Regions from separate parts of the Homo sapiens genome. Here region 1 is linked to region 2. A link is a loop called in an ENCODE intact Hi-C map of the cell type or tissue named here. Cell type or tissue: PC-9. All regions are shown on one strand. Each heading gives the region's core, and the rest is flanking DNA. Links, peaks and the distances in the headings are about the cores only. Region 1 overlaps GAS7 (growth arrest specific 7). Region 2 overlaps USP43 (ubiquitin specific peptidase 43).

Evidence for each region. Hi-C counts contacts between places; a loop is a spot of excess contacts. Peaks named below come from ENCODE experiments on the same cell type or tissue, not always from the same donor. Only the 100,000 strongest peaks of a DNase experiment are listed, where the experiment ranks them.
Region 1: a loop joins it to region 2, with 18 times the contacts of the local background. A loop is called at or near these places in 1 of 110 quality-filtered maps.

The regions. Positions count from the first base shown.
Region 1 is chr17:9,982,149-9,987,518 of GRCh38, forward strand. The region is part of intron 2 of GAS7 (growth arrest specific 7); the gene reads right to left. Among named protein-coding and RNA genes, the nearest start is that of RCVRN, 80 kb to the left of the region's middle. In PC-9, for the core only: a CTCF peak has its summit at 255 (motif pointing left); no DNase peak of the experiment used is centred there; H3K27me3 peaks cover 2,500 bases.
Region 2 is chr17:9,726,969-9,732,338 of GRCh38, forward strand. It overlaps USP43 (ubiquitin specific peptidase 43), which reads left to right. Exons shown (of 15, transcript NM_153210.5): 15 at 986-2,719. The coding sequence ends at 2,022. Among named protein-coding and RNA genes, the nearest start is that of DHRS7C, 62 kb to the right of the region's middle. RefSeq lists enhancers at 657-1,157, 1,158-1,658. In PC-9, for the core only: a CTCF peak has its summit at 2,243 (motif pointing right); DNase peaks (open chromatin) are centred at 2,253 and 3,213; H3K27ac peaks cover 402 bases.

The sequences.
Region 1 (5,370 bases), core at 92-5,091, 260 kb after region 2:
AGATGGACTTCCTGTTGAGATGTCAAGATCCTCTAAAATATCCTCTGCCCCAACCTGCCTCTTCATTCACCCCTACTTTGTCTCGGGGCTCTGGACTCTTCTCCTGGAACCCTGAAGTTGCCAACCAGGTATTTCTCCCCAAATGTCCACTGTTACCTGAAACTCCAAAGCACAGAGGTGCAGGAGCCTGTAAAGAGACAGGGGCCCTCTGCCACCTGGTGGTGACTTCCAAGTTTCTTCCTGATTTCGCAGTTCTAAGTCTCATTTGAGCTGTAACTGCTGAATTTGCCTGGTCACCTCTCTCTCTTCCAATGCCCTGCTACAGGCTCTAATCAGAAATAAAACTGGCCGGGCACAGTGGCTCACAACTGTAATCCCAGCACTTTGGGAGGCCTAGGTGGGCAGATCACTTGAGGTCAGGAGTTCGAGACCGGCCTGGCCAACATGGTGAAACCCTGTCTCTACTAAAAACACAAAAATTAGCCAGGCGTGGTGGCACGTGCCTGTGATCCCAGCTACTCAGGAGGCTGAGGCAGGAGAACCCTTGAACCTGGGAGGCAGAGGTTGCAGTGAGCCGAGATTGTGCCACTGCACTCCAGCCTGGGAGACAGAATGAGACTCTGCCTCAAAAAAAAAGAAAGAAAGAAAGGAAAGAAAGGAAAGAAAGGAAAGAAAGGAAAGAAAGAAAGAAAGAAAGAAAGAAAGAAAGAAAGAAAGAAAGCAAAGAAAGCAAAGAAAGAGAGAAAACTAATACTGCAAGCTATAGTATTGTCCCCCAAACACTACTTTACCCATTTCACTGCCATGAGCAGAGACTTCTTATGAAGTTATCTAGTGATAAAAATAATACTTTCTCACTACATACAATTTGATAATGCAGGAAAACACACAAAAATAAATATCACCCATCATCCCACCATTCAGAGGTCATCACCATCAACATTTTGGTATCCATATGTTGATTTGTTTTCTAAGCATATGTTTCTCTTTAAAATGAGACAAAATCAAACTATAGATTCTTTTTATGTATAAATTTTTGTGAATACCTTTCCAAAATCTGTCCAGGCACAGTGGTTCATGCGTCTTATCTCAATACTTTTGGGAGGCTGAGGTGGGTGAATTGCTTAAACTCAGGAGTTTGAGACCAGCCTGGGCAAGATGGTGAAACCCCATCTCCACCAAAAATACAAAAATTAGCCAGGTGTGGTAGCACGTGCCTGTGGTCCCAGCTACTCAGGAGGCTGAGCTGGGAGGATTACTGGAGCCTGGGAAGTCGAGGCTGCAGTGAGCCATGATGGCGCCACTACACTCCAGCCTGGGTGACAGAGCAAGACCCTGTCTCAAAAAATGAAAATAGGCCGGGCGCGGTGGCTCATGTCTGTAATCCCAGCAATTTGGGAGGCCGAGGCGGGTGGATCACTTGAGGTCAGGGGTTCGAGACCACCCTGACCAACATGGTGAAACCCGATCTCCACTAAAAATAACAAAAATTAGCTGGGCGCGATGGTGTGTGCCTGTAATCCAGCTACTCAGGAGGCTGAAGCACGAGAATCGCTTGGTCCTGGGAGGTGGAGGTTGCAGTGAGCTGAGACCATGCCACTGCACTCCAGCCTGGGTGACAGAGTGAGACTCCATCTCAAAAATAAATAAACAAATAAAATAAAAATAAATTTTAAAAACTTTCCAAAATCACTGAAGGGGGCGGTATAGCAAAGTAGTTAGGCTCTGTTTAGTGTGGTGATTCTAGACCCAGACTGCCTGGGTTGGAATCCAGCTCTGCCTCTCACCACCACTATCCTTGGCCAAGCTACTTATTCTCTGTGACTCCCTTTCCTCCTATGTAAAATGAGTTCAATAAGGTGTCCACCCAAGGGAGATACTGTACCAATACCAAAGGCCCACATACATGCCTCTAGCGCTAAGTCATTTTTAAAGTTAGTCTGATATGAGGATATAACATTATTTAGTTAAAAATTCCATTACTGAAAATTCAATTGTTTCAAACAATAAAAACAAAACTGGGTTCTTGACTCAACTTTGCTCCTAAACTACCGTGCAGCCCTAGGCAAATCGCACCACCCTTCTGGTCCTCTGATGCTTCATCCAAAATAAAGAGGTTCGGCTACTTGGTCTCGTAGGCCCCAATACTCCCGCTCTCTAGGTGTGATTGGTGGTCTCAAGGCCCATGGTTTGGGTTTCAGGAAGGGTGAACCTGGACTCCAGGGGCAGGCATAACAGGGGTAATATGGTCCCTTCATGTCTTAAGGGAGAGAAAACAGAATTGAGGGTGATCTGGAAAGCAGAGACGGTGTGAACATAAACCAGACAGTAGTAGGGTCTTTTATGAGGAGTGACAAGGAGAGAGGCTGCCAGCAGGCTTAGGAGCTTCTCCAAGGGACCCACTGGCTGGCAAGAGCAGGAAGCCTTGGAGAACTTACTTCAAAGACCACTGCCCTGCTTAGGGCCCACGTCATAAGCCATTCATACGCTGAGTGACCTCTGGAATCATCTGAACTCTATATTCTGTTTTTCTCAACTATAAAATGGGGATGAAAATGGTACCTAAGTAGGCTGGGAAAGAGCATTAATTGGGTTCACCTGTACAAAGCACTTAGGATAACATCGGGCACATGGTATGTGCTTTCTCAGCACTAAATAAAACAGACAGACAAGCCCGGTGGAGCTTCGATGAGCAAAAGCAGCGAGGTGGGCATCCCCAGGAGCAGATGCACCATCCAGCCTCAGGCTCCTTCCTAGGCAGGCTTCTCTTCTCTCCTGCCCGTTGAATCAGCCCTGCCTGGAGGCCGCACTGTTGCCTTCACATCCACAGAGTCAAGACCGGGCTCCCCTCTCCACCCTCTCCTCCGAGTCTCCTGGGTTCCCTGGCCCCTGGACAACCAGGGACAGGGCTCACTCACCATCACCAGCTCCACCCTATGTCCCATCCCTCATATCTAATTGGTTCCCAGGGCCTGGAGATGCCCCTCCATCACGTTCCTCTTGTCTTCTCCATGTCACTCCAGAGCCAGTCTCCCTGCCTTTTGAAATCCGTCCACTCACAGCTAGTGGACCACTCACCCTAGAGCCCAGCTTTCGCCGGAGGTCACTTCACAGCGAAAATCCCTGGCTAGCTCCTTTCCAACATGGCACACGGAATCAATTCCGAAGTCCACTGGCCTCCTGGCAAAGTGCTCCAGGATCCCAACCCTGACTGCATCCAGACTGACATCCCACTGGCTTCACTTCAGGCCCAGTTAACTTGCCTCGCCGATCTCTAAATACGCCTTTCCCGTATTGTTCACCCATACCTGCCGCCTCCTGCTCCCCCATCCCTGGATATCACAACCTTGTTCACTCATCAAGTCTCAACTAAAATGTCTCTTCCACCATGCAGCCTATCAAGATTGCTCTTCTTCCCTGCAAAGAGTTCTTCCCCAGACTCTCTAGAGTGGGTGCTGTAGTGCACCACCCAAATCTCTCTAGCTGCAGAGGCTCATAGCTGAGTCCCTCTCAGGGAACCGCCCTTAGCCAAAGAGAGCTGCCGTGCCCAAGGCTATGCCTAGAGTAGGGGTGCAGGGTGCACATCTAATGACTGGGGTGAGAGGGGATCAACGGCCCACCAATCCCCTTGTCTCAAATCAAACAATTCTGAAGGCCCCTCCCAGCTCAGAGCTCCCCACGGCGCTGCCGAGGCCTCCTTGGTGGCCGCATTGCAATGCTGCTTCCTTCCTTCCCCGGGGGTTGCTCCCAGGAGCACACACCCTACTGAAACTCCTGCATGTAAATCTGCCTCAAGTCTTCTTGAGAACCTGACCTAAGTCCTGCAACACACACATTCCATCCAGCTTTTTTCTAGGAAATCAGCACTTTGTCCATCCCTCAGACAGCTCAGATCCTAACCTTGACACCTTATCTCCTTGAGGGTCGAAGCCACGGCTGGTTCGCCCTCTCAAATACGGCACCTGGCCTGAAGGATGCAAGGACAGATGGGCCAACAGAAAGACGGACATTGTGACAGCACAAGAGAGATTCCCACCTGATGTGCTCTCCAGGAATAAACAGCAGGGAAAAGGTCCCAGAAAACTTTCCCTTTGTGCTGCTGCCACCACCCCTTTGGTGGCTGACACCATTGACCTTATTTTAAAAGGAAGTCCCACCAGCTGATGTGCAGACACCACCTTTGATCTTCTGGTTGGGGCAGAGGGTCACAATTCATGCACTGACTACTCCTTCCATCCTTGCACCCATTCATCCATCACTGTTTGCCTACTACCTGCGAGCCATCACCAACCACTGCGGACCCAAAATAACATCTGGACTATTGAACAGAGAAGCTGCTGGTCCCCGTTCCTCTCCCCATCCCCCATCCTTGAGCCCTCCATGAAGGGAACTACCAGTACAGAGGCAATCAGAACAGCAGCCAGCAGCTCCGGGGGCTGCAGGAGGCTCTGAAACCCTAGGTGGACGCTGGCCTGCAGTCTGAATGCTGCTGTCCATGTGGGGACCCGATGGGAGGCCCCTTTCCCTGCCCTCACTGGCCTGGTCAACTCCCAGACCCCCCACAAGCTAGAGTCTCCGTAAGTACCATATCCCTCCCCTCTAACCTCCAAATGGGCCCCATCAGGGACGATGCAGCTGCCTGAAGGATTCAGCCCAGTCCATCTCCTTGTCTTGGCGAGATCTGACCAACCCATAACACAAAGACACTGTGAGCCTGGGGCAGGGATGGTGCTGAGCCAGGCCAGGCCAGGCCAGGCAGACATCTGGAGAGAGCCACTGGGGCTCTGGCTGGGTGACCTCACCAGCAGCAGGACAAGTCACCCCAGAGGACCATACTACCCACAGGGAGGAAGCCGTGTCCAGGTCTTTTCCAATACAAGATTCCCTAATCTGCTTACAACACATCTGGCTCCTTGACCAAGTCACAGTAAGACTGAAGCGGCAGCTCCAGGCCTCAAGAGATGCTGGATTGAGACCCTTCTGCATTCTCTGGACGTCCATCCCTGTGGTCTTAGGTCATCCCGGATGACTGCCCACACTCTACTAACAGAGCCATGGCCACACAGGCCCCAGAGGTTCTAGGAGGAACAGTGCGGTCAGAGTGGAAGAAGTGAGATGTGCCCCGGGGAGCCTCTTCCCACCCCACCTAATTCACACAAAACACATATTTTCCTAGTGGTAACTAGAACTCCATTCAGACCTCTTCCGCTGAGACCCAGAGAGCCATATACTGGCCATGGATGAAACCAGTCTAAGGGAGGTACTATTTTAGCATTAATGCTAAGAGCCAAAGATGTTAATCTTCTCCTCAGCGAATGCCAGTGTCTACCCCACATAGAATAAAACTTATAAAGACAGCTGGGCACAGTG
Region 2 (5,370 bases), core at 54-5,053:
TTTCTTTTTTTTTTTGGAGATGGAGTCTTGCTCTGTCACCCAGGCTGGAGTGCAGTGGCATGATCTCAGCTCACTGCAACCTCCACCTCCACCTCCCGGGTTCAAGTGATTCTCCTGCCTCAGCCTCCTGAGTAGCTGGGATTATAGGCATGTGCCACCACGCCCAGCTAATTTTTGTATTTTAGTAGAGATGGGGTTTCACCATGTTGGTCAGGCTGGTCTCGAACTCCTGACCTTGTGACCCACCTGCCTCAGCCTCCCAAGACTGAGAATTTCTTAAGCAAAAATACACAACCTTGGTTGTACATATGTTCCTTTTAGAAATGTGGAGATATAGGAAAGAATTAAGAAAAAAAATCCATCACAAACAGCACTGCCATGGCCCTATCCACACCTTGTTTTTGGCATCTATTTCTCTATTCTTATTTGTATGTTTTCACATGCATGCATAATACATGCACGTGTATATATTTTTACAAGTTGTATAGGTTGGTGCAAAAGTAATTGTGGTTTTCACCATATTTTTTTAATTCCATTTTTTTTTTCTTTTTTAGCCCAGGGTAGGATATCTGAGATTCTTGCATTTGAAAGGTACAAGGACCTAATATGACCTAGAAAAGCAGGAACTTTTGCTGGGCATTCCGTTTCATAGGAATATTTAAAGATAGATGAAACTGATGTTCATTCTTAAGGCTAGATGCCCGTGAGACTGAGCTTTGCCAGGTGTCTGTGCTGCCCGGCATGTAGATACCTTCTTTGGCACTGGCTTACCCTGTGGCTTCAAACGTGTAAGTGGATATTGAGGAAGAGTGGGTGAAACCGTTGCTGTTCCCCAAAGGCAGGAACCCTATGTGGCTTCTTCACTGCTGTGTCTCCAGTGCCCAGCACAGTGCCTCCCACATCAGAGGTGCTCAGTGAACGTTAGATGACTGGCATTTCAGCTGTAGGGTGGCTTGTACACTGACAGTCTCTCTGTCTCTTTCAGGAGGGTTGGAGCCCAGGCGTTTGGTACGGGGCGTGAAAGGCAGAAGCATTAGCATGAAGGCACCCACCACTTCCCGAGCCAAGCAGGGACCATTCAAGACCATGCCTCTGCGGTGGTCCTTTGGATCCAAGGAGAAACCACCAGGTGCCTCCGTCGAGTTGGTGGAGTACTTGGAATCCAGACGAAGACCTCGGTCCACGAGCCAGTCCATTGTGTCGCTGTTGACGGGCACTGCGGGTGAGGATGAGAAGTCAGCATCGCCGAGGTCCAACGTCGCCCTTCCTGCTAACAGCGAAGATGGTGGGCGGGCCATTGAAAGAGGTCCAGCCGGGGTGCCCTGTCCCTCGGCTCAACCCAACCACTGTCTGGCCCCTGGAAACTCAGATGGTCCAAACACAGCAAGGAAACTCAAGGAAAATGCAGGGCAGGACATCAAGCTTCCCAGAAAGTTTGACCTGCCTCTCACTGTGATGCCTTCAGTGGAGCATGAGAAACCAGCTCGACCGGAGGGCCAGAAGGCCATGAACTGGAAGGAGAGCTTCCAGATGGGAAGCAAAAGCAGCCCACCCTCCCCCTATATGGGATTCTCTGGAAACAGCAAAGACAGTCGCCGAGGCACCTCTGAGCTAGACAGACCCCTGCAGGGGACACTCACCCTTCTGAGGTCCGTGTTTCGGAAGAAGGAGAACAGGAGGAATGAGAGGGCAGAGGTCTCTCCACAGGTGCCCCCCGTCTCCCTGGTGAGTGGCGGGCTGAGCCCTGCCATGGACGGGCAGGCTCCAGGCTCACCTCCTGCCCTCAGGATCCCAGAGGGCCTGGCCAGGGGCCTGGGCAGCCGGCTCGAGAGGGATGTCTGGTCAGCCCCCAGCTCTCTCCGCCTCCCTCGTAAAGCCAGCAGGGCCCCGAGAGGCAGTGCACTGGGCATGTCACAAAGGACTGTTCCAGGGGAGCAGGCTTCTTATGGCACCTTTCAGAGAGTCAAATATCACACTCTTTCTTTAGGTCGAAAGAAAACCTTACCGGAGTCCAGCTTTTGATGGAGCGTGTCAGTATTGTGTGACGCTGGCATTCTTGGGACTTTGCCAAGCAACTGTAGGCAGCTCATGTTGAGAATGGGTTTCCAGGAAACCCGTTGTCTTGTAATCTCTAAAAAAAAATTTTTTTTTTTTTGTGGTGGGGGGTCTCCATATCTAGACTTCCAACACCCAAGGTCCATATAACCCAAGGTCGAAAACCTTCCTGCATCATTGGGTGCTTTGCTACAGTTTGGCCACTAGAGGATGCTATTGGGTCAGTATTACCAGTTTCAGGGCAAGAACTGATATTTACTAAAGAGTTTTGGATGTGGGCAAACAAGATGAGGCTGGTTTAATAAGAATCTTCAATGTCATGTCAAATACTGTCAATGGCTTTTCCTTTTTCTTTCTTTTTTTTTTTTAAATTGTGGACTTAAAGAAAAATATTTTATTTTTAATGCTTTTCTGGGATAAGCATTAAAGATGCCAAAAAGAAAAAAAAAACAAAAGAATGATAGTGATGGTAAGGCAAGATTCTAGCAAAGAGAGATGGGAGATAAATGGCTGAGAGTTCAGGTGAATATTTAATATATTAAAAATTGTATTAAAGTTTTTCAAGGTATTTTAAAAATAACTATTTTGATACTAGAAAAAAAGTCCATTTTTTAATTTAAATATGAGATCTATGTACAATTTTAATAAAATCCTGTCCATGAAACACGCATGGCTGTCTGAATTATTCAAGTCTGATAAATGATCTTGTTTCATTTCTGCTGAGTAAACTTGGTTCGTTGCTATTGCTATCAGAAAGTAGTTACTTGAGTTCTTTCTAAAATCTAAAAGTGCTTTTCGTTCCAATGACTTGCTGTTTTCTAAAGAAGTGGAAGCCTCCTCAGGCCATTCTCCGGAGGGCTTGTACTTGAAAAGACGTGAGTTCCACATCTGCCTGACAGACTCTTAGTTGACTGTCCCGTTTCCTAAAGCTCTGCACACTCTTCAGTAGCGACTCTTACAAATATCCTATCATTTCTTACTTAGAAGCTGCTAAGCCTGACCCCAGGCCTGGGGCTCAACAGTTGAGGTCACCTGTACTTAAACAGTCCTTCTTCTGCAAATACTTCCTTTTTTGACGGGAAACATTTGTTCTCAAAAAAAAAAAAGAAAAAAAAAAAGACACCTGATCCCAAGAATTAAGTCTTCCTTCATACATATAGCATGACTCATTGACATGTCTCTGCTACATTTTTTTTCTCTTAAGAAGGAGAATGGGCTGGGCATGGTGGCTCATGCCTGTAATCCTAGCACTTTGGCAGGCGGAGGAAGGCAGATCACCTGAGGTCAGGAGTTTGAGACCAGCCTGGCCAACATGGCGAAACCCTGCTCTACTAAAAATAACAAAAATTAGCTGGACGTGGTGGTGTGCACCTGTAATCTCAGCTACTCGGGAGGCTGAGGCAGCAGAATTGCTTGAACCCAGGAGGCGGAGGTTGCAGCAAGCCGAGATCGAGCCATTGCACTCCAGCCTGGGCGACAGACTGGATTCCATCTCAAAAAAAAAAAAAAAAAAAACGAGGAATGGAGTCCATTTTTTACCCCAGTGAAAAAGACAACTTGCCTTTGATCAGAGCAACAGTTAGAAGGTAGAACTGAGATAACAGAGAAAGGAAGAAGACCCAGCCACCTGACCCCAGAGGACAATATGTATACCAGTAAACCTGTGTGTTTGCATTGCAAAAGAAGTCCATGTTCTCTTCAAGTCTTACACTGATGTACGCGTAGGCACTGTGGAAGACATGGTTGTCCAAGTCCTCTTGGGTAAATAGGAGTCTAGGAGTCTTCCTGCTTTATCTGGTTCTTTCTCCTCTGTTGACTCTTCAGAGGAATTTGTCACATTTAGTTTCCATGCTCTTCCTAAGCTCAGTCTCCCTTTCTTCCTCCTCCAAGAGATTGGGTTGGAACTCAGACATGCACCTCCCTGGCTTCTCTCTTCTAAGGACTCAACCTTTAGAATACTCTTGGGTTGTTGGGATATCATGAGAGGGTCCCAGGCCTTAGCAGTGTTCTCTGTAACACATTCACTCCAGGCTCTGAACTGTGGAGGTTCAGGAAGAGGCAATTACACTTGACCCCTGGTGGATATATATCCATCTGGGGTCGGCAACAAGGATGCCTGAGGCACCCTTGCATCCCCTTCCCTGAGGTCGCTTCTCCCTCTAGAAGGACCCAGTAGAAGGCTGTGAGAACAGAGCATGGGAAATGGTTGAGTCCAATTTCTGCCTGGAATGGAGGCAATAGGGTCATGGTTCCAACCTTGGCCATGCATCCGATGATAGGCTGCAGGCTTCTGGTCAAGTGGTCCTTGAGGAGAAAGCATAAGAGAACCATTGGATGCTTTTTTCCTACCACAAAGATCCTGGGTGTTAGAGAAGAGTTGAAAGCCACTGAGCCAGAGAGGAGCATAGCCAGAGATGGAGCTAGCTCAGGATGGCCAAAGGGGCCTCCCATTCTTCCTCTGGAAGCTCAGATCCTCTGCCTGGATCTGTTCCTGCTGTCTGAGACTTGGTTGCCAGGTCCGACCTGCAGACCCTGGCTGAATGACAGATGAAGGAAGGCACTCAGACACAGGTATCCAGTGAAAGAGCAGGCTAGGGGATGGGCCACTTACAGACCCCGAGGAGGGTGCTGTGAAGAGTCAGCAGCTGTGGCCTCAACAAGCCGGCCCTGTGGGCATTTATTCAGCACAGGTTTAATGACAAAGGCTTTGAGTCAACACACTTGTGGGTAATCAGCATGGTCGCCCTCCCCAGAGAGAGCAGTCCTGTGCGGATGACTAAAGGCCAGGTTCCTTGTGACAGAAAACCAAACACTGCAAGTTCTCACTCATAAGTGGGAGTTGAACAATGAGAATACATGGACACAGGGAGGAGAATATCACACACTGGGACCTGTTGGGGGTTGGGGGCCTGGAAGAGGGATAGCGTTAGGAGAAATACCTAATGTAAATGACGGGTGCAGCAAACCAACATGGCACATGTATACCTATGTAACAAACCTGCACACTGTGCACATGTACCCTAGAACTTAAAGAATAATAATAAAATTTTTAAAAGGCCAGGTTCCAAGGCCTAAGTAAATGGACTTACCTAGATCAGTTTCTTTACATCCCCTTGTTATCTAACCTAAGCTTTCAGGCACCAGATAAGAGAATCTGGCTGCTTTCAGCCAAATCCTTTTCTGAAGCTTTGTAAAACCTCTCGGCCTTCCAAGAAGGTTTGCATCTTTCTACCATTTTTCCCATCACCCTGACCGATCTCCTACACTTGGTCACTGGTCTGATGGTCACAGCCCATTCCTGACTCCTAAAGAGTC